Regions from separate parts of the Mus musculus genome. Here regions 2 and 3 are each linked to region 1. A link is a loop called in an ENCODE intact Hi-C map of the cell type or tissue named here. Cell type or tissue: heart. All regions are shown on one strand.

Region 1 (8,000 bases):
TAAACAATTGGATGCATAATTCGGGAACTTAGAAAGCATCCTATATTCCAGATAGAAAATGTTAGAATTGTTAGCGTTACGAGTGATATTGACAGCCACATGCTCAGATGAGGTCATCAAGGGGAAAAGAACAGGCCAAGAAAGACAAACTTCATGATACCCCAATGGTTAGGCATGGAATTATTAAAAAGGAAACAATCAGACAGGTGTGGTGGTATATGCTTATCACCCTAGCATTTGGGACTCCGAGGCAGGAGGTTTGCCAGGAGTTGGAGGTCAGAGTGGCCTAATGTTATATGCTGAGTGCCAGACCAGCCTGGGATATAGAATGAGATGCAATGGCAAAGCCTAGAACCCAGTGTACAGTGGAGGGCTAACGGGGGGGGGCACACAGCATGCAGGGGAGGGACATCCAATATCACAGCAGCGTGGGCAGAGGCAATGGAGACGGCAGAGCATTGTGGTTGATGCCCTGCCTTGGTAGTGTTTCACAGTTCTTTTCTGATTGTTCTTTGTTTTTCCTCAGAAAAAACACTGAGACGTCGGTAGCTAAGAAGGACAATGGGAACGCCCCTGGGAACCTGAAGAGAAGCAAGAGGAGCCTATAAAGGAGATAGCTCGAAAGGAGGCTATGAAGACAAAGGAGAATGTCTGAGATTTCCATTTGAACTACCACAGTAGCCTCAGCTTTTAAAAGTATCTCTCACATCTCTCCATAACTCTGTTTTCCATGACTGGTCGGGCCGTACCCACATTTCTGTCTTGGCATCACTCGTGTGGGTATTGCTCTATAGCGCAGCGCTGAGCGCCGGGGATGCTGTGTCGGACTCTCAGAACTTAAATCTTGGTTTCCCGACTTGGTGTCTTCTGGCCCGAGAAGATTGTTTAAGTTCTCGGCCTCTCTTTGCTCATCTGAAAATGAGTAATTGTCTTTCCCCGCCGTGGGTGTCCTGGGGATTATGTAAGATAACGCATGTGAAGCAAACAGTAATTATTAGAGTTTATTTTTATTACCGTCACCCTCTTCATCCTCCATGAGGACATAAGTTTTCCAAGGGACAGCGCTATTATGTTTATCTTGTGGGCCTAATGATTTCTTGTATACCGTAGGTTTTTAATAAGTGTTTCGAGGGATAGAGTCCAGATTCAAACAGTTCTCGGTGTGTTGCAAGTGGCCGGTGGACTTCTCGGAAAATCACCTCTTCTTGAAAAGCTGGGAACTGAGCACACTGTCTTTGAAGGCACTGTCAAGTGTCAGGTAGGTTAGAATGCTCCACTGCCCTAAAAATAAACTCTCGGTGTATTTTTTCAAAGGCATATTCTACACACCCGAATGTCACTTTTCTTTTTCTTTCTTTCTTTCTTTCTTTCTTTCTTTCTTTCTTTCTTTCTTTCTTTCTTTCTTTCTTTTTTTTTTTTTTTTTGATCACAGCACTTGCTAGATTGGATTGTGCTGTCCTAAGATCTTCCCAGGGTGCATTTAGGAAGCTGGCAGGGAACCTGGAAGCACGAGGAGATTCACGGCCTTGGAAGTCAGATGACCGAAGTTCTCAACAGGGTCTGGGGAGAAATCCATCGTTCCAGGTCCTTCTGTGTCACATTCTGGTGACTTGCTTTTTCAATGCCGTGTAGTCAAACAGAGACACAGCAAAAAAATTAGTTAGGCAACTCATTTCTATTATTATTTTAGAGAGGCTTTATGAATGGACTAGGCCTTTACTAAGTTGAATTGCTTTGAAAATAGTACAGTCAGGACTAGGGTTGTAGCTCAGTGGTAGACAGGTTTAAGAAAAGGAGTTCAGCTGGGCCCTGGTGGCTTATGCCTTTGATCCCTGCTTGGGTGGCTGAGGCAGGCTGGTCTCTTGAATTTGAGGCTAGCCTAGGCTACAAAGCAAGTTCCAGGGCAGCCTGGGTTACATAGAGTAACCCTGTCTCAAACAAAACAACCAAAATCAAGCCAAACCAACCAAATAATAATAATAATAATAAAAACCCCAACAACCTGAGTTTGTGGTCATCATCAACACCAACACCAACACGGTGCATTGTTTTTCAGTGGTACAAGCTGATACTGACTGTAGAAGACTGCAGAAGTTATTTAGGTTTGGCAGACCGTCCCTTTGGAAGAGCATTTCCTTTTGTGGAGACAGCAGAACTGACTGTGTTATTAAAACCCACTGTGATGATAAAACACAATGAATCAGAGAAATTAATAGCCGAGTTAGGCTTGACCATGGACACATAGGACACATGAACTCATTCTAAGGGAAGCTGTAATAATTATGTATAAATATCTGAATAATAACCACACTCCCCAAATTATGTGGAAATTATACCCCTTTCAAGAAACAGTTCACATAGCCATTATCAACTGAGCCAGCATGTAGTGGTGGGGACATAATATCTCCACAAAACATTTCCAGAAAGAGAGAGAGAGAGAGAGAGAGAGAGAGAGAGAGAGAGAGAGAGGCAACTTTCCTTTATTCACATTCAGTTGTGAAATTCATTATATCACAGAAATAAAATACCTCAGAGGCACTGGCTCCTGCTCGCTCAGTAAACTAATCTATATTTAGATGCAATTTAGTGGCTTCCAGATAGATGTATTTCCTTCAGAAAAGGACTTCTCACAGTCCATCCTAAGTGACAGGGCAGTGGCTGTTTCTAAGGAAAATTCAAGGAATTTGTGATGTCATCTCGGGTGTGCCAATCCCTCAATTAAGAGAGGACCAGAGGACTTGGTGATCCCCGCACAAACGAAGGGCGTGCATCCTCTGCGTCTCCTCGCGCTGGGTCGCAGTTCGCAGTTCGCTGCGACCACAGTGGGTGTCTAGAAAGTAAAAGGGAGTGTTCTGTTTTATGTAACTTGACTTTGGAAGCTCTGATGACAAGTAACTCCTCTCTAAAGCTCCACTTAGGAACCAGCGCTGAAAACCAGCTGTTAGCCGTCCGCCCCCGCCCCTCCCCCGCGCCGGGCACTTCTGCCTGTGGGTTCCCCCTTTGTTTTTAAATGATTTTATTTTTGGTAAGAGTTAGGCTTCCCGAGCTCTAAAATACATGGAAACCTCCTGCTGTCTATTCGAACGTTGGACGCTCTAACATTTAAAAAAGAAAATCGTGATTAAATTGGTGCATCGTACGTGATAAGGCCGAGGAATGTTTTCTTATTAAAGTTGGCACCAGAATCCTTCTCAGAATGGGAAATGTATTTACTTTGAAAAATACCCCGAGAGTTTGGAGAGCAGAAGAGAGCTCCTGAGGGTTTGGGGTGTGGGCGGAATGTTTCTGAGACAAAGGCAGCGATTTGGCAGGAACTTCAAGCGCGTGGGGCTGGGGAGGAGGAGAGGGCTGAGCCAATGGGAGGACCAGCCTGCCCGCAGCCCCTCAGTCCCACTGTGGTCCTCCACCCTCCTGTGACCCAACTCCCAAAGTATTCGGTGCAAGTCAGTTGTTTTGCTGTTGTTAGAGAGCCTAGGGCAGGCCTGTGGATCAGCCGAGTGGATCTGAGGTGAGACGGGTGGACCAGAGTAGAGGCTGGAGACTGCCCCAGGATGAGGGACAGATCAGAGAGGGTGGGGTCCTAGATCCGAATTTCAGGGCTTTCTGAAACAGATGGGGCTGGAGAGGTTCTTGGTTAAAGCATCCACTTTCTGGACAGAGTCACTCAGGGCTGTGTGTGGGTGGGAAGCTTCCTGGTATAGTCACATGTTGCCTGACTGGAGGGACGTGGAAAGGACTCCACAAACACCAGACGTCATAGCTGTTTTTACAATCTTTGAAGTTGGTTAGACTCCAGTATGTTAATGTCAGTCAGAAGGCGGTTGGTAGGAAAGGAGTCTTTAGCGGGGTAAGGAAAGGACTTTAAGATTCTAAATCTACGTCTTGTAAACACCCAAGGATATCCAATTTTCAAAACGAGTTGAAAATCTTTGAGAATGAGGTATAACTGCCAAGTCCAAACGACACCTAATATTTATTTCCCAAAGGATTCTTGACAATCAGGGACGCTAGGGTGAAAGAGAGGGTGAGTCCACATACTAGACTTTTCAGGTATGTGTATCTACGCTAGGACCAAATCTGGTGATGGGATATATGTATATGTATACACACACATATATGTATGTGTATTCATATGTGTGTATATATATGCATATATATATATAATGTGGGTGTGGTGTGTGTGTGTATATATATATACATACATACATACATACATATATATATATATATATATATATATATATATATACATACATACATATCACAAAATCCAAAAGATCCAAAAGGGAAATCTTTTTTATTTCTGGAACTTTTCTTTTCAATTTGCCAGTGTTACTGGATTTTTTTCTCATATAATATGTACAGTCTAAAATTAATAATTTAATACGTATAAAAATCTGACTGTATAAAGCAAGACTCCCGCTAGGCATAGTAGTTCACACATAATCCTTGGGAGGCAGAGGCAGGAGAATCAGGAGTTGAAGGTCATTACAGTCTACACAGACTATTCAAAGGCTAACCTGATCTATATATTAAAAATAATTAATTAGTGAAATCCAGGCTCTTATAATAAAGTAGACAAATAGCATCATTAAAAAAAAGCCAATAAGGTGTAAAATAGAAAATAAATCCCACAGCCCTAAAACAATGGATTTGTAGTCATCCTAAAATACTAAAATACCTTCTTTAATTATCCAAAGTCTGGCACAAAAAAAATTCTTTATTTTTGTTTTTTTCGAGACAGGGTTTCTCTGTGTAGCCCTGGCTGTCCTGGCACTCAATTTGTAAACCAGGCTGGCCTCGAACTCAGAAATCTGCCTGCCTCTGCCTCCCATGTGCTGGGATTAAAGGCATGCGCCACCACGCCCGGCCCCAATTTTTTTTTTATTTGTTCTTGTTTTACATGCATTTATCCGTACATTCTCTGCTCATAGTAATATTCTCAGGTAAGTGAAATTTTGCTAAGGCATATCAGTAGGTGTAACTACCTAGCTGACCTCTTTCTCAAATTGGGAAGTCAAGTCATCGAGTTAATAACCCATTAATACAACCTGACAGTGCTATTAACCTAAGACAAGCATCGAACGTCAAAACATCCCTCCGTCCGTATTAGAACTGAGCTCTGGCGGGGCATCATTTAATTGAATCTCTAGATTCACTCTGAATGAGGATAAGCTATGACTGAGCCCTTTTCATGCAGAGCATCCTGACGGATATAGTACGATCATCATTTACATGATCCAAGATTAGGCTGATAATAAAAGGGAATTAGGCTGAAATACCAGCCTAGACTCCTTCAGCTTGTGTTTCCCTTAGAAAAGCAACACACGGCTGGATTCCCGGAGGCCTGTGAGGACTTTGGTAATCTCTATGGATTAGATGTGGAATGAAATTCATTAACTGATTCAACAAATATTTGCTGAACTCCGATTCCACGCCAGGCTGTATCACACAGCTCGGGAAGCCACAGAGAAATGGCAGGCTGTCTCCCTGGCCTCCTACGGCAACGGCTGGCAGACAGAGTACAGACCGGTTCTTTGTTTGTTTTTATTTTTAATCCTGAACGGGATCTCTTCATCATTTCAAATGGTAATAACTTTTGGAAAGAAAAACCAAAAGGTGATACACAGGTAGGAATTTATGAATAAATAAAGGAAGGCTTGCAGGAGGGGCAACACTAAAACTTTAGGTCAGAGAGTTCCAGCCTGAAGAAGAGTTTATCACACATCAAATCTTTCCTACCGGTGATATATAGATCTGAATATATATACATATATATATGTATATATATATGTGATATATGTATATGTGTGTACATATACACATATACATATATCAGATATATAGCAACCAGAAAGCATTTCTTTCTAAATGTACATATGTGTGTGTATATTTCTAAATGTATATGTGTGTGTGTGTGTGTATAATTTTTAATACAAAAAAGGCAAGAATATTAGTTGTCTGTCTCCACATAACAAATTATTAGAAAATTTAATGGCTTAAAAATGATAATGAACATTTTTTTATTCCTCACAATTTCTGTGAGGACTGAGAAGCAATTTGGCTGGCTGGTTCTGTTGGGAGTCTGCTACAAGGCCACAATCAATATATTGACCAGGGCTAAAATAATCTGCAAGCTTTATGGGCAGGGGCAGGGTAACGAGCATCTAATATTTGCACCCGGCCTATTGGCATATATCTCACAACCAGCGAGGTTGTGGTGGGAAGGCTTGATTCTTTAGCATGTGTGTCCCTCCTAACAGCTAAGTGAGCAGTAACCTAGGATACAAAAGGGAAGTTGAAATGTATCTTATCCTCTGACCTTGAAAAGAACAGAAGTATCTCTTTCTGATGAAGGGGGGGGGGGATCCCCAGGACACAGATAAGCTCAACACAGGGGAATCACCAGGAGTCATCTTGTCACTCATCACTCTTGGGGCCCTTTTCCTATGGTTTGGTTGCCTTGGCCAGCCTGCATGCGACAGGTTTTGTTTTATCTTATTATATTGTATTTTGTCATGTTAAAAAAAAAATAGAACGGAAAAAGTCACTGTTAGTGAATTTTGAGTTGATTAGCAGTGCTCACTAAAAGTATTTTGAAAACTACAAGGTGATCACAGGGGGAAATTAAACTAACATTTAAAAACAAAAACAAAACTTAAATGTTTAAGGTGTGCTCAGTCTCCGGCTGGTGGTGTGCTAGGCAGAAATGTGGCACCTTGGAGAGGTGGGAGGTGGTCAGGACATTGGGGCCGTGCCCTTGAAGGTCACATTAGGATTCCTGTGTACTGCCCGTACACGAGGTGAGCGATTCTGCTCTATCAGATTTCTCATTGTGTTACCCCCTCCCCCTTTACTGCAGTCCCAGAAATAATGACGTCAAGACCGTGACCTAAAGTCTGTGAAGTCATCAGCTGAAGTAAGCCACCCTGCCTTTAAGTTGATGTTGTTAGGTACGCTGTGATGGAAAGCAAACGAAACGTGAACATAGTTTCGCCAGACTGTGATGGGTGATGTGCACTGTGGCACTGGACTGTGCTAATAAGTAAATAGCAAGTTTGTTTCATAAGCTTAGAAACATCTGTTCTGGGCGGGGCATGAGATCGCTGAAAGATGGAGGAAAGGAGAAACAGCAGTAACAAACCTCCAAACCAACAGGCCCATCCCCCAGCCAGGGACTGGAGAAGAGAGAGGGTGATGGGAGAGAAACAGGAAAGCAAGCAGCCTGTCGTTGCTGCTGTGGTGGTGCACAGCTGTAATCCCAGCACCTGAGGGATGAAGGCTGGAGGACCAGGTCAAGGCCGTTAAGGGGGTTCTAGGCTAGCCTGGATTACAAAACATTCTGTCGCAAAACTCAAGCTACCGACAAACATGAGATGGATTAAAACAAAACAATTTAAACCAGAGATAAACTAGAAGATGTAACTGAGATACAGACCGTAGGCATTAAAAAGGTGGGAAGGCGGTCCTAGCACCAGAGACAATGCGAGAAGACTGCCAGACAAAGAGAGAACTTTGCATTTTTACACAGTGAATGCATGGGACAGCCCCTCTGCCCTTGTGCACAGTTTCATTTTCCTAGGTTTCAGTCTCGTGTAGTCATAGTCTAAAAATGAATGGAAAATGACAGATAATGACCCTTTCTAAGTTTAGAGTTGTGTGTGTCATGAAACCGTTCACTCTGTCCCTCTGTCTCACTGAGGACATCCCCCCTGTCCCCTGTGGTGTGCAGTGCATCCAGGCCATATACACTGCCCTCCTGTTCATCACTCTGTACCTTAGTGTTCCAGAGCGGCAAGGTACCGATACAGAAGAGTCACCAGGGCAAAGCCCGCGGATTTAACTCTGATGCTATGTGGCAATAACGTGTATTTAGCTTTTGGCCCTAGTTGTGGTCGAGGCATCCACTGGAGGTCTGGGAATGTGGTTCTGCAGGAGGTTCAGAATGTATAATACGATTTCACATGCGCTTTCTCATAGGCTCCATATAAGAGTCCAGA
Region 2 (8,000 bases), 140 kb after region 1:
GTGTTTTCAGGAAGTTTTAACAGAGTAAGGAAGACTTGCCCCAAATGTGGATGTCACTGTCCCATAGGCTGGGGTCCCAGACTGAGGGAAAGAAGGACCACTGGGTGTCAGCCCCCACCTCTCTGACTTCTGACTGAAGACCCAGTGTGACCAGTGGCCTCAGCCACCGCTGTGACCTCCTTCCCACAATGCACTCTACCCTCAAACTATGAGCCAAAGTAAACCCATCCTTCCTTAAGTTGATTTTGGCAAGGATTTTATTACATCTAGCAGAAAACTAAGCAATACAAATTTATATAAAGCTTGTGTAAAAAAAACCCAGATAAATATTATAGAAATTGAAATATATACATTTGCATGTACATATTAATATATTATATAATACATATATGTTATATATATATGTGCATATATAATATATACCAAACTATATATATATACTATATATCAAACTATATATATATACACACTATATATCTACTATATATATGTATATACAACACATATATACTATATATATACAACATATATAGTTATATACACACACATTTTATATATATACAACACACACACACACATATATATATATGTGGAATAATAGACAATTTTGAGCTGCTATGTGGATGCTGGGAATTGAATCAGGACCTCTGGAAGAGCAGTCAGTGCTCTTAACCACTGAGCCATCTCTCCAGCCCCAAAGGTTTGTTTTTGTTAATCGAAGAGAGAAGCTTAGGAAACTAGATGGGGCTCAGAGAAGGGCCATTTAGATGCCATGTTGACATGATCAGAGCTGTCTTCAGGTTCCTTCTTACAAGCAAGCTGGTGTAGACAGCCGCACAGGGACGGACAAGTCACCATATCCTGATAACTTTGCAACCTCAGTTCAGAGTGCAGAGCAGTGCCTCCGGAAAAACCCGAGATGCATTTTAGCTCACAGGCTGCATCCTTGCTGGAGAGAGGAGCAGGTTAAGCCTGGCTGGAGAATACTAATTCTGATCCAACTGCTTCATTGTTTATGGAAGTCCAGGCTTCCATATAAAGAAAAGAGCAGTTCTCTTCCTAGATAACATTTGATCCATTATGATTTATCATTTGATGAATGGTGAGAAAAAAATCTGTATGCATTTCATAGAGATTACTTCTTTGGAATATTTTTAAATTTACATTTTTGGGGCTAATTTTCATACTTGGATACCATATTATGCCATTTTCCCCCTTCCTTGCTCTCTACCTCTAACGCTGTTTCTCTTGTCTTTTATTCTTTAGGTACAGTCACAGTCACGTTACAAATGAGCTCAGTGGCATAGCCTACTCAGTTCAGAAACACACTGAATCCTCCAGAGAGGTCCAAGCAGAAAGACTAGTGTCTTAGTCAGGGTTTCTGTTCCTGCACAAACATCACAACCAAGAAGCAAGTTGGGGAGGAAAGGGTTTATTTGGCTTACACTTCCATACTGCTGTTCATCACCAAAGGAAGTCAGGACTGGAACTCAAGCAGGTCAGAAAGCAGGAACTGATGCAGAGACCATGGAGGGATGTTACTTACTGGCTTGCTTCCTCTGGCTTGCTCAGCTTGCTTTCTTATAGAACCCAAGACTATCATCCTGGGGATGGCACCACCCACAATGGACGCTCCCCCCCCCCCCCTTGATCACCAACTGAGAAAATGCCTTACAGCTGGATCTCATGAAGGCATTTCCTCTTTTCTCTGTGATAATGCCAGCTTGTGTCAAGCTGACACACAAAACCAGCCAGTACAGCTATCTCCCACCTAAAAGAACACACAACAAACAGTGAGGCAGCAGTTGTTCATGTTCTTCAGGGGACCTGTCATTCTATCCATTTGGCAGTCTTGGCTAGAACATTAACACCGGGACACAACCAGGACAAGATGGCAGGGGGATGTGGTGGGCTGTGATGCTTCTAGAAAAATCTCAATCTCTCTCTCTCTCTCTCTCTCTCTCTCTCTCTCTCTCTCTCTCTCTCTCTCTCTCTCTCTCTCTCTCTCCAAAACAGACGTTCCAAGAAATGTCTTTCTGTCTCTAGATATTATACTGCCAGGATGCTAGTCAAAATTCCCTCACACCATGAGTAGCTCAGCAGCTGGCTGGCCAGTATCTCCTAGTGGATGAATCGATTGTTCCTAGGGTGCCGGGGAGACTTTCCCAACCCAATCAGGTCCGCTGCTATGCAGCTCTCTGAAAAGTAGGCAGCACATTTAGCAGAGCCAAGAGAGAAGTCTCAGATCCTTCATGACAACCGCGGGCTGCAGGATTAATCAAACCTGGAGTTTTTGGACCTCCGATTTTCTTGTTTTTAATAAACACACTTACGGTTGAAAGTGGGTGGAGTTGGTGTGTGATGAATCGGGACTTGATTTTGCTGACACAGGTATCTGTGAGTTCCCACGTAGGAGAGGGAGGGAGATCTATACTAGGACCGGATGGAACAATGGCAAATGGAAATATTCAGTTGGTGCTCAGGAAGAGAAGAGTGACCATAGAGGAGCCTGGAGTACCATCCGGGTTGGAAAAGAACTCTGTCCTGTCTCCGAGAGGAACAGGATGCTGGCAGGGCTGCTGGTGCCCTTGCCAAGGAGGCTGAAGTTCAGGGCAGTGTTCCAGGAGGAACAGGCGCCCGAACGTGGGTCAGGAAGCCAAGGCATGGGGAAGATTGCTCTGCCAGGTTTTGGGACTGCGCTGCCAGGGTCCAGCGCAAAAGTTATATATAGAGAGGCCAGTCGGAGAAAAAGGAAGCACACAGAGAGCCGATAGACTGTAGAGGACTGGACTAGGTGGTGAACAAGGGTAAGGCTCCCAGGATCCTACAAGGCAGGAGCAGAATTGGTTCAGATGAGACAGAATGCTGGTGGCTTTCCGAAACCGCCACAGATCGGGCTGAGAAATGCAGGAAACATTCTTTTTGCAAACAGTCTTGGCCCATTTTCTTGGTATTGTTATAGAACTGCTTAGTTTTCTTCCTAAACCCTTAAAAGAAGTATCGTGGGGCTGGAGAGATGGCTCAGCAGTTAAGAGCACTAACTACTCTTCCAAAGGTCCTGAGTTCAAATCCCAGCAACCACGTGGTGGCTCACAACCATCCGTAATGAGATCTGACGCCCTCTTCTGGTGCGTCTGAAGACAGCTACAGTGTACTTACATGTAATAATAAACAAATGTTAACAACAACAACAACAACAATAACAACAGAAGTATCATCCCTCCCACCACTGCCTCTGTATTGCGTTTGATATGTGATCCTCTGAAAAGGGCTCCCTCCTCCCTCATTCGAGAAAGGTTCCAAGGTTACTTGCTTATCTGCTGCCGGCAATTTGGGTCCTGTGTGGCACACCCCTTGCTTGCAGTGTGATTTCCATTAGTCATTTCCCCCCTTCTTTCTTTTCTTTGCTCATTCAGTTACCAAGTCATCTGCAGGCTGATTCTTTGGACTCTTATAATTGGATGGTCTGAGGAGGTAGCTTCAGAATAAGGAAATCTGTTGTGGTCACTGCATTCTTTGGAGACCTCAGAGCATCAATTTCTCTCTGATTCAGCCAGGAAGTCTGTCTTCCTTTGGACTGTGGTGGCTGATGTCATGAGAGATGATTTTTGTCTAGTCAGCGGGCTGAGCTCTGTGGCAGCATTAGTACCAGAACGTAGTGATGGTGTCGAATGAAAGAAGAAACCATGAAGGGTGTGGTTCCTCCTTGGCTGTGCCCCATTCCTCATTTCTAATAAGGTTCAGCTTCTTTCACCTCAATTCAGTGTGATGCTTCAGAAAGTGAGCAGAGGATACGGTTTCCTGCAATGCAGGAAGCTACATAGGGGCTGGAGAGATGGCTCAGCAGTTCAGTATTTGCCTGCTCTTGCAGAGGTCCAGCATCCACATCAGTGGGCTTACAACCTCCTGTACTTCAATTGCAGGGGATCTGACAACCTCTTCTGGCTTCTGTGGACACTTGCAGGCATCCACATAAACATACCAACACACACACACACACACACACACACACACACACACACACACACACACACACACACAGAGAGAGAGAGAGAGAGAGAGAGAGAGAGAGAGAGAGAACACCTTTTTTTAAAGTACCATTACAAAGTCATAAATTAAATATGAAGTCGGAAAACATTTGCAGTTTAGTGAACAAGGTCTCATCTTCTTTATGTATAGAACTTTCTCATAAGTTAATAGGAAAAAGGCCACAAGTCCAATGCGAAAAATGTGTAAAATAAAATAAAATCCACAGAAAAGAGGATGTCCTTGTTAAACACATTAAGAGATAGCTAGCTTTATACGGCTGTAGTTAGGAATCAAATTGCTCCAGATAGTCATTTTTACTGTTGCAGGGTAGCAGTTCTCAACCTTCCTGATGCTGTGACCCTTTAATACGGTTCCTCAGGTTGTAGTGACCCCAGCCATAAAATTATTTCTGTTGCTGTTTCATAATTGTAATTTTGCCACTTTTATGAATTGTGGTATAGATCTCATAGTGTAAATATTCTGGTGTCTAGGGTGAACCCTGTGAAAGGGTCATTTGACTCCCAAAGAGTTGGGACCCTGAAGTCGGGCACCACTGTTGCATGGTGAGAAGGAAGTCAAATGTGAACAGATATGAGGAGATTGGTGTTCTCAGACATTACCAGTGGGGTAATAAACTTGTATAACTTCACGAACAGTTATTTGGAATCAGCCTTTAAAATTGTGTATATCTTGAATACTTCACCTCATGAACGCCATTGTCAGAATTTATTCTATAGACTTATTTATCTAGAGTGATTGAAATGCTCACAGTGTTACAGTAAGAGCAGAAGATTTGAAACAATGCAAATATTTGTCAACAGGGAAGTAGTTAAGTAAATTATGGGCATCCTATACAATGAAATATGCTGTCGCCATAAAATGGCAATACTCTTTATGAATACACGTCAAAAGATTACCAAGATATTTTATTTAAAAAAAAACAGGGTAATTTTAAAAATTAGGTAACAAAATTAAAGAATGTATTTGTTTCTCTATGAAATATTCAAGCAAGATGGCCAAGAAATTGATACTCTTTAGGATGTTGGCGGAGAGGAAATTGGTGTCCGGAATTTAGGATAGGAGAGAGGAATCTAACCCCACTGAAAGAAGGCATTGCCAATTCAAATTAGTCAGCATTAAAAAAGAAAGATAGAAATGTTCTGACACATTTTGTCTGAAAGGATCCGAATTCATCCTATCTGCACGATGTCCTCTGCTTCCCTTTCTGCCTGTTTTACTGCTGTTTAGTGGCTGCGTTTCCTCTTTCTCCAGGCTGCATGTTCCCCCCAGGCCGCGGTTCCTCTTTCTCCAGGCTGCATGTTCCCCCCAGGCTGAATGTTTGACATTTCTAACCTTGTTTGCCTTCTACACCCTTCTGTAATCTTTCAGTAGCATCTAAGCGTGGCCGCCCAGATCGCTCCTATGGGTCAGGTTGGAGGTGGTCGCCCTTTCATCCCTGACCCAGCACCTCAGCCCTACGTGTAGAAAAGGGTCACGGATGAGGGGTCAGCAGAAAGCTTGTTAGCTGTTTGCAGGATATGAGCAGGCGTCTGCAACCTCTGACACGCATGCTGACAAAGGTGTCTGACGTCATTTTAGGCTCTGGAATTGTGAGAAAGGCTGACACATACATGGAGCGGCAAGAAGAATCGATGAATTGGCTTCAACCCTTGCTCTACAACCCACAGGCATAGGATCACGGTGCGTTTTTCCTAGTGTCGCGTCCCTATAGGTGGGCTCTCTGACAGTAGGCGTGGCTAAGTCTGATGGCAATCCTCCCACTTTCCCCTGGTGGTACTAGGTAAGCAGCTGAGCACATGGCCGCTGACATTTCCAAGTCATTCCAGCTGATGCGTGTTGCCAGATGTGAGCGGAAGTCTTGTGTCACATTTGGCTCTGGGACATGAGACTCTTCCATGGCCTTTCATTTCACCACAAGTTAGGTAGGACCGAGGGCAGCACACGTTCGACCACGGAGACCAAGGCGGGACTGCTGGGCTAGCACAGCAATTCTCCAGAAGAATTGGGTGTCTACATAAAATCAAGGATCTGAGCAACATACCTGAACACATACCGGCCCTTCTGCAATTATTGTTGGACGTCACTGTGGCAGTCCAGCCTTACCAGAGCCCAGAAGGTTTGGTTAATAAAACATTACTGCAATTTAGATGTTTGTGTGCGAGCCAATGGAACCTTTAAGAGGTGGAGCCTTCTGTGAGGTTGTTCATTCCTTCATGCATGTGTCCTTGGAAGGGAATAATGGTTCTCATGAGATCCCAAGTGTCTCTTTCACTTCCCTTTCCCCCAAGTGACCTCTGCCTCATGCTTATGCCACTGTGATGCCATCTGTCATGAGGATCCACGGGAGCTGAGCCGAGGTCAGAACGGCACATGCTGATGAACTTTCCAAACAATGAACTAAATTAAACCTTTTTTCTTTATAAGCCTCTCAGCCTCGGGTGTGCTGTTACAGTAACAGAAAATGGGTTTACCATAGACCAAACTCATAATGAGTGCACTGATGAACAACATTACTTTTAGCTCCCACGTAAGAGAAAACCTGAGGATCAAGGAAACAGCCATAGGGTCCTATGATTCAATGTTTAACGACATCTTCGAAGAATCAGTTTCTCCTTATGCTATTGCTTTGTCATTCCTGAAGGTAGCTTCAACCTAAACCTTCTTCAACCCTAATTGTGAAAAAAAAAATGACTTTGGCATTTCCAGGAGGAAGAATTACTTCCGTTACCCCTAGAAAACTTATTGGCCCTATTTTGTAGACATTGCTTCCTTTGTGACCAAAAAGGGCCTTAGACTGAGCAGTTTAACCCAAGGCATTTAACCTACTCCTAGCACAAAAAATGAGGGCAGCTCTTAAACATTAATTATGTCTGGTTGCAGACATTTTAATAAAAATTGGAATGAATGTCAGGAAAGTATATCATATCCAAGGGATGAAGGGATTTAAAAAAAAATTAGGTATTTTCTTCATTTACATTTCAAGTACTATCCCAAAAGTCCCCGATACCCTACCACACACACTCCCCTACCCACCCACTCCCACTTCTTGGCCCTGGCGTTCCCCTGTACTGGGGCATATAAAGTTTGCAAGACCAATGGGCGTCTCTTTCCAGTGATGGCTGACTAAGCCATCTTCTGCTACATATGCAGCTAGAGTCAAGATCTCTGGGGTACTGGTTAGTTCATAATGTTGTTCCACCTATAGGGTTACAGACTCCTTTAGCTCCTTGGGTACTTTCTCTAGCTCCTCCACTGGGGGCCCTGTGATCTATCCAATAGCTGACTGTGAGCATCCACTTCTGTGTTTGCTAGGCCCTGGCATAGCCTCACAAGAAAGAGACAGCTATATTAGGGTCCTTTCAGCAAAATTTTGCTAGTGTATCCAATGGTGTCAGCGTTTGGAGGCTGATTATGTGATGGCTCCCCAGGTATGGCAGTCTCTAGATGGTCCATCCTTTCGTCTCAGCTCCAAACTTTGTCTTTGTAACTCCTTCCATGGGTGTTTTTTTCCCAATTTTAAGAAGGGGCAAAGTGTCCGCACTTTGGTCTTCTTTCTTCTTGAGTTTCATGTGTTTTGCAAATTGTATCTTGGGTATTCTAAGTTTCTGGGCTAATATCCACTTATCAGTGAGTACATATCATGTGAGTTCTTTTGTGATTGGGTTACCTCACTCAGGATGATGCCCTCCAGGTTCATCCATTTGCCTAGGAATTTCATAAATTCATTCTTTTTAATAGCTGAGTAGTACTCCATTGTGTAAATGTACCACATTTTCTGTATCCATTCCTCTATTGAGGGACATCTGGGTTCTTTCCAGCTTCTGGCTATTATAAGTAAGGCTGCTATGAACATAGTGGAGCATGTGTCCTTCTTACCAGTTGGAACATTTTCTGGATGTATGCCCAGGAGAGGTATTGCAGGATCCTCCAGTAGTACTATGTCCAATTTT
Region 3 (8,000 bases), 76 kb after region 1:
TCACAAGTTCAAGGCCAGCCTGGGTAACTTAGTGAGAGCCTATTAAAATGAAAACACAACTAGGGTGTTTTGTTTTTGTTTTTTTTGTTTTTGTTTGTTTTTCAAGACAGAGTTTCTGTGTAGCCCTGGCTGTCCTGGAACTCACTCTGTAGACCAGGCTGGCCTCAAACTCAGAAATCAGCCTGCTTCTGCCTCCCAAGTGCTGGGATTAAAGGCGTGCGCCCCCACTGCCCAGTTTAGAGTGGTTTTTAGTTGGGACAATATATTCCTTCCTCATAAGTGATGGAAGGTAACTGGGGAGGTGGTATTGCGGTGCAGTCGGTAGAGAAGGAGGACGCTAGCCATGCACAGGACAGCCTCCATACCAAATAAATGGTGAGTCAAAATATCACCAGTGTAGTGATTTGAATAGGAATGGACCCATAAACTTATATGTCTGAATGTTTGTCCGTAGAGAATGGCACTATTAGGAGGTGTGGCATTGTTGGAGTGGTGTGGTCTTGCTGGAGGGAGTGTGACTTTGCTGGAGGGGGTGTGGCCTTGATGGAGGGGTGTGGTCTTTCTGGAGGAGGTGTGGCTTTGCTGGAGGGGGTGTGACTTTGTTGGAGGAGATGTGGCCTTGCTGGAGGGGGTGTGGCCTTGCTGGAGGGGATGTGACTTTGTTGGAGGTGGTATGGCCTTGCTGGAGGAAGTGTGTCATATTCAGGTGGGCTTTGAGGTCTTCTGTGCTCAAGCTATGTCCCTTTATAAACGTTCTCGACATTTGCACGTGATCAAACCTGAAGTTTCTGGGCCCTATGGCACACAGTTTCCTGCTGCCTACAGATCAAGAGGTAGAACGTTCAGTTCCTTCTCCAGGACCATGTCTGCCTGCATGTCAGCTGCCATGATGATAATGGACCAAACCTCTGAAACTGTAAGCCAGCTCCAATTAAATGTTTTCCTTTATAAGAGTTGCTGTGGTCATGGTATCTATTCCCGGCAATAGAAACCCTAAGAGAAACAGTATGGATGTTGAAAAACTATCTTAAAACAAGGATTAATCCAGTGTAATTTTAATGATCCAGGTTTAAGAAAAAACAAACACTTCTCTGGGCAAATAATTTGAAAGTTAGAAGACAATGTATTATCTTTGCAAGAACGGGACCTAACACATAAACTTTAGATAATAATATAGCTTATGTAGGTCACATGGCAAGGATGGTAGTCTGGACCTTTTAATTTTACAAACTGTCAGTGTGGGTAAAATCCTTTGTGGTGTAGAAGGGACAGTTTTCAACACTGACACTTAGGATTTAATTCTGCTTTTCCTAGGATGACACAGCGTAGTTTGTCAGCAAATGGCCTTAGCTGACTTCGCAGAATCCACCAAACATTTTTCAGCAATCAAGGCTTTAGTAATACCAGAGGAATGTGATTTAATAAAAAAAAAAATATAGGAAATTTTATCTAAGTGGAAAGGGAGGACGATTTGGATTCATTATGATAGAGACCAGGATCCAGCATTCTCTTATTTACAAATCGGGACACTCTGCTCTTTATGAAGCTCCGAGTCTCCTTTAATTTGAATATTTCAAAACTAATTATGTTTCCCAAACTGAATCCCACACGCCAGCTCTCTTAGAGGTTATTGATCACAATGAACTAATGGTTTTAGACTTATGATCTGAATAATTTATATTGCACAGCCTGCTTTGCCATTAGCAGCTTCTACAAAGTGGCATAGAAAAAGTTATCTTTTGCCAACTTCTACTTGGGTTTGAAGAATTTCCTGTATGTAAGTTAAAATCCATCACCTTAGGGCCCAGAGACTTCAGGTTTGATCACGTGCAAATGTCGAGAACATTTATAAAGGGAGATAGCTTTTAAATGGAAAGTATTACAGAAAGATACACTGTTGCCGGGAAAGCCAGTGCTTCTTCCCTGTGCCTCCTGCTTTGTTCCAGAAAGGATCCAGAGATGCTGTGCACACAGCCAGCCAGTCAGAGGCAGGGCATGTTCGTCTCTGGTCCTGCCAGGGTCATCTTGCCACCAGGGCTGGGGTCTGATGATTGGGTATGACATTAAAAGATGGTGGGGTACAAGAGACAGAGGGGTTTGCTCATTTGTTCCACATGCATTTACTTATTTTCTAATTAAAAATTATAAGACACACATATCTCCATTAATATATGCAAGCACCTTTTGTTTGGTCTGGTTTGTTTTTTCAAGACAAGAGTTTCACAGTGTAGCTCTGGCTGTCCTGGAACTCACTTTGTAGACCAGGCTGGCCTCGAACTCACTGAGATCGGCCTACCTCTGCCTCCCGCCTTGCTGTCAGACACCATGTTTGTTTATTTATTTGTTTATTTATTTACTGGAGACAAAGCAATGTAAAAGGTAGAAGAAGCAGAGAGGAGACACCGAAGGGAAGCTGCTTTTTGCAAGTTTATAGTTTGGGGCAGCAAAGATTATTAATTGCCTAAACTAATTAGGCAAATAGTACCTTTGCCACAAGTTCTACAATAAGTACTGAATATTGTCAGAAAGAATCATTGGTTTTAACTTATGGATCAGAAGGGACAGCTGGCAGTCATAGAATCTTGCTTAGTACAAAAAACAAAAATCCCCAAAACCCATCACACCGTAAAAATTAAGGCAGATGCACGACCCAAGGCTGACCAGCTGCATTAAATATAAAGTATAAATGGATGGTCCCAGGTCTTTCAAAGCTATAGTATCCCATGGCAGGTAATGGGTTTGTCTCCATTAAGCAAATCAAACAAACCAGAACCCACAGAATGGATGTTAAAGGGTCCGGACTGGCCCCACCTCCTGAACGCCTTTGTGTAAAAGGTGGTTTCACAACATTAAGGTGAGGTTGGTGAGGCGGTCAGGAGCAGTGGTGGCAAGCTGGGGTTGAGGTCACAGGGGAGAGCTGCTGGGGGAGGGGCAGCAGGAACCAAGGCTGTGCGCATCTAACAGTTCCGGTGGTCCCTCACATCCCTGGCTCATCTTCTGGGCTACAGTCTCATCCTGTAAGGCAGTCTGCCGAGTTGTTAGAATCGGGTCCTGGGAGACAAATCCCCCGCTCTGCCTGGGGCCTTTTCCTTCTTCTGCCTCGAGATTCCTAGGGACTCTTTCATTTTTATTTCTTCTTAGGATCCATCGTTTCAACAGTCTGATGGATTAAGCCACACAAACGTCTCTTTAGACCAGTGGTTCTCAACCTTCCCAATGCTCCCGCCCTTGAATACAATTTCTCATGTTGTGGTGAGGAATAAAATTATTTTTGTTGCTACTTCATAACTGCAATTTTGCTACTGTGATGAATCATAATGTAAGTATCTGATTTTTTTCTGATGGTCTTAGGCGACCCTTGTGAAAAGGTTATTTGACCACTAAAGGGCTCGTGACCTACAGGTTGAGAACCACTGCTTTAGACCCTCTTCATTTCTGTTAGGCTGGCTTCCGATAGTTTATTCTTCTTTAGAGTGGAGAAGAGAAATGACAAAAGAAGAGAAAAAGAACAAAAAAGGAGAAAGGAACAAAACTCCAAGACACGACAGCGTGTGTGTTGGGGGACAGGCGCTGAAAAGCTAAAATGGCCAGCAGGTGTATATGAATATAAACGATTTGTTTGTTTTAAAACTCACTGTAAAGAGAGTGGCGATGGAGACGATGGCAAGAGGCACAAAAATAAACAGCAGTAATTTAAAAAGAGGATAACCACAGGAATAAAAATATGAGGTGAATTTGGCAAAGGACCCAGCTAACTTTAGGGCCAGTTCCTTCAAACGCTTGTTTTTACAGGGTGGTAGGACTTTAAATCTCTCAGAACCTAATGAGACCCTAGACACTCGTGTCTTAAATACACACAAGCACATATTTTGTTGGTGTGCATTTTCCTGTGGAAGGAGCCGAGACTCAGATGTGTTCTTGGCTGTCGCTGCAAGGACAGTTTCTAGGACATTTTATTTGGCTGTTCAAGCTCAGGCGAATTGTCAGCAAATAGAGATTGGTCTGCAGAAATAACGTGGCTTCCTGGAACGTCAGGGGAAGGAAATGGGTGGTTTCTTTAATTACTATAGCGTTTCCTTGTGTCTGTGTTATAACTAAAATAGATGTTTGGCTAATGTCCCAAGGAGGAAAGGTGAATCTGGGAAATGAATGGACCCAGAAGCTATGTATAGCTGTGTTCTTGGTTAAGACAGCATGGCTCTTTGTCTGCAGTATCCTGACTACATCGAGGTGGACTGAAATCTGTTCCCTGATAGGCAGTCCGTTGAAATCCAAGGGCTTTACTATTTACATATGGAGAGCTAATGACTTTAATGTAGGCAAAAGAGCTTATTTACAAGGAAGCTGTGGCTGAGGCTGGCAGGAAGAGTGTTGCTAGGCCCTTAATTAATTGATTTGCTAATTATTCTTTTCTGCTGGGTGTTGAAGTACTTTTCCTAATGAGCAGCAGAAGCAGGAACTCTGTGGAGAGCAGCTTTAGCACAATCGTGAGCAGGGGTCTCTGGGACGGTGTTTAAGGGGCTTTTGGTTCCTTCGATGATGAAATCCTGCACTTCATAAAATAGAGGACCAAACATCTCCCTATATCCGGGTTTATTTATCAGTTTATGTGACTTAACTCAAATCTGCACATTTACTAAAATTGACACTAAATTAGATAGCGTTCGAGTTTAAACCAAACCAAACCAAACCAAAACATTTCCGCTGAAAGGGTGGGACGGGAGTAAAGAGGCGGCTTCTTGGTCAAGAGTATTTCCTCCTCTTCAGAGGACCCAAGTTGGCTTCCCAGAGCCCTTGTCAGTCAGCTTTCAACTTCCTGTAACTCCAGCTCCAGGGTATCTGCTATGCTTCTGGTCTCCAAGGACACCTGCACACATTGCATGAACGCATGCTCACACACACACACACACAAACACACACACACACACACACACACACACACACGCTTACAGTACACACTCACACACACTCACATACACATTCACATTTACACACATGTATTCACACACACACTCACATACACTCACACGTACACACATTCACACACATACTCACACACACACTCACATATACTCACACATACACACATTCACACACACTCTTACACACATTCAAACACACACTTTCACACATACACACACATTCTCACAACACACAAAACACATTCACGTGCACACTCACATTCACACACTCACACACACATACATTCACTCTCACACACAACACAATCTCACACACATTCAAACACACACACAACACACTCTCACCTTCTCACAGACATTCACACTTTCACACAATTTACACACACACACACACACACACACACACACACACATTCACACATTTAAATGGGGGTGAAAATAAAAATAAATCTTAAAAAAATAAGATGACTGCAGTGTCTGGTTTTGTTTTTGTTTTTTTTTTTTTGGTTTGTTTGCTTTTTTTGTTTTTTGTTTTTTTGACTTCTTAAAGACACCAGTGACATGGGACAGAGGGGATGAAACAAGTCTCCGAGTTCCTCTGTGAATTTGACTCTCTGGCCCACACATACAGAACCCCAGTGTGGTAAGCCCAGCACTGGGGATGGACACAGGGGGATCCCTGGGTCACATTAGTCGCCCAGATTAGCTGAATTGAGGCACTTCAGGTTCAGTGGAGAGCCTACCTCAGAAATAGAGACAATTGAGGGAGTCATTTAACACTGACCCCTGGCCTCAACACACACATGCACACATGTATACCCGAACACACTTACACCACATCCACACTTACATCTACACCTACATCTATCTATCTATCTATCTATCTATCTATCTATCTATCTATCTATCTATCTATCTACCTATCTATCTATCTATCTACCACACAAAAACAAACACACAAAGACATCAGTATTAGACAGATCCCTATTTGGAGGCTGCTGTGGGAAGAGTCTGGAAGCTTCACTCTAGCCTATAGACTCGAAATTCTTCTGTATTTGAAAGTCTTGATACAGAATAAAAAATATAAAAACCTTCAGGAGATTTTGAGTCCACATACTAAATACAAACTCATTTTCACTTTCTTGGACTCCCTCTCATAACCAATTCGGCCTGGACTCTCTCCTCAGTCTGGGGTGTGTCTCCTTTGTAGTTTCCTCCCCAGCTTAAGCTCCCTCCTGACACCAGGCTCTTTCTTACTCACGGTGTGCTGGCTGCCCAGTATCCCGTCTCCCCCACAATGCACATCTCCCATCTCATTGAAATCCACTTTCCTCCCTGATGGAGAGGAAGCGGATCAGCGGGGATGGCTGATATTTAGGGAACACACATCATGTTTTAGTCACCAGCCTGTGATGAATGGTCACTGTTGAATAATACTTTATTTTCTTTACAGAGGGAGGGGCGGGAACTTGGAGAACTGCAGTCATCTCAGTAGGTGGCACAAAGCCATAGTACGGATCTAGGACTCTGGGGTCGTTCTAGATTTTACTATAGAGTGCTTTGAATTGCTTCCTCACTACTGCGCATACCAACTCCTACTTCCTTAACCAGATGGTCCTCCGCTAGAAGGCAGGAGCCTCGTCTTCTCGTCTCCACAGAGCATGCCCTAAATAGTTATAGCCTTCTGTTGAAATGAAACATAATGTAAGCTTAGAGGGTTTTGTTAAGTATTTTCAACACTGGAAGAAAGAAACAAACCGAGAAAACGGGTTTCTCAGAATGACTGAATGCCATACGATATGAAACAATGGCTCTTGATGTGGTCAGTAAAACCTCACAGGTATCAGGGAGTAGAGAAGGGGTCCCCAGATTGTTATGCTAATGGACATCTGTAGTGGGTGATGGACAGGAACCCCTGCCACCATGTAGGACATAGACTGGCCTCACAAAATAGCCTGGTCCCAGATGTCAATGGGACCCCTGCTGGGAGGTTGCTTCTGGCTTCGAATTCCACTGATGGGAAATGGGGACCCAGAAGCTAGCTGGCTTCCAACTCGATCTGCCTTTTATTAGCAGTGCACCTGCTATCCTGGGAATTACATGCCTGCCATGTGGTGAAGGCCCAAATAATGTCACATCTTTCTCAGCAGCACCCAGAAAGCATCCTCCATGAAGCCGAGGAGATGGTGCCACCAGCTAAGTGCTTGCAAGCGTGAGGAAATTCTTAGAGATTCTGTTAAAAACAAACAAACAGATGAACTTGGCTGCGGAAGCCTGCGTTTGCTTAGTAGGCAAAGATACTTGTCCCCAAGTCTGATGTCCTGAGCTTGAGCCCCAGAGCTCACATGGTAGAAAGCAACAACTGACTCCTGAATGTTGTCCTGTGATGGCACATGAGTGCCATGGTCTGTGTGCCATGCCTCTCCACAACCAACCCAACCCAACCCAACCCAACCCAACCCAAACCAACCCAACCCAACCCAAACCAACCCAACCCAACCCAACCCAACCCAACCCAACCCAACCCAACCCAACCCAACCCAAACCAAACCAACCCAACCCAACCCAACCCAACCCAACCCAACCCAACCCAACCCAAACCAAACCAAACCAACCCAAACCAACCCAACCCAACCCAAACCAACCCAACCCAAACTAACCCAACCCAACCCAACCCAACCAAACCCAACCCAACCCAACCAACCCAACCCAACCCAACCCAACCCAAACAGGAGGAGACGGTGACTGACATTGAAGCTGTCCCCTGTCATCTACACGCACATGCACATATGTGCACATGCACCCTTCCCCACCTGCATGTACACAAACATGCACACCACATAGAAAGACCTCCAACACGAGTCCTTCATAGCCAGCTGTGGTTTCTGAGGTGCTACAGAATTTACTAGACTAATAGCAACGGACAGTCTAAGAGTGGGTTGTTATCTCAGCCTTACAACACCTTTCAGGACTCTTGTTCAAATGCAGCTGGTGACTGGGGGGAGTGCAGGGCGTAAGGGCTTGTGTTTCTGATTACACACAGTACTACTACTGCTGCTGTTGCTGTCTGTGGGTCAT

Evidence for each region. Peaks named below come from ENCODE experiments on the same cell type or tissue, not always from the same donor. Only the 100,000 strongest peaks of a DNase experiment are listed, where the experiment ranks them.
Region 2: a loop joins it to region 1, with 4 times the contacts of the local background. A loop is called at or near these places in 2 of 42 quality-filtered maps.
Region 3: it touches region 1 in a loop (4-fold over the local background); 7 of 42 quality-filtered maps call a loop at or near these places.

Annotation. Positions count from the first base shown.
Region 1 is chr10:117,903,018-117,911,017 of GRCm38, forward strand. Gm32605 (a long non-coding RNA gene) reads left to right here. Exons shown (of 6, transcript XR_872076.3): 5 at 527-1,258; 6 at 1,433-3,144. Among named protein-coding and RNA genes, the nearest start is that of 4933411E08Rik, 18 kb to the right of the region's middle. In heart, no CTCF peak of the experiment used is centred here; DNase peaks (open chromatin) are centred at 2,854 and 3,504; H3K4me3 peaks cover 1,296 bases; H3K27ac peaks cover 1,252 bases; H3K27me3 peaks cover 209 bases.
Region 2 is chr10:118,046,897-118,054,896 of GRCm38, forward strand. It overlaps Gm32663 (a long non-coding RNA gene), which reads left to right. Exons shown (of 6, transcript XR_003948955.1): 2 at 5,629-5,730. Among named protein-coding and RNA genes, the nearest start is that of Gm32663, 38 kb to the left of the region's middle. In heart, a CTCF peak has its summit at 3,122 (motif pointing left); DNase peaks (open chromatin) are centred at 135, 2,625 and 5,385.
Region 3 is chr10:117,978,709-117,986,708 of GRCm38, forward strand. No RefSeq gene overlaps it. Among named protein-coding and RNA genes, the nearest start is that of Gm32663, 30 kb to the right of the region's middle. In heart, no CTCF peak of the experiment used is centred here; DNase peaks (open chromatin) are centred at 3,973 and 4,793; H3K27ac peaks cover 5 bases.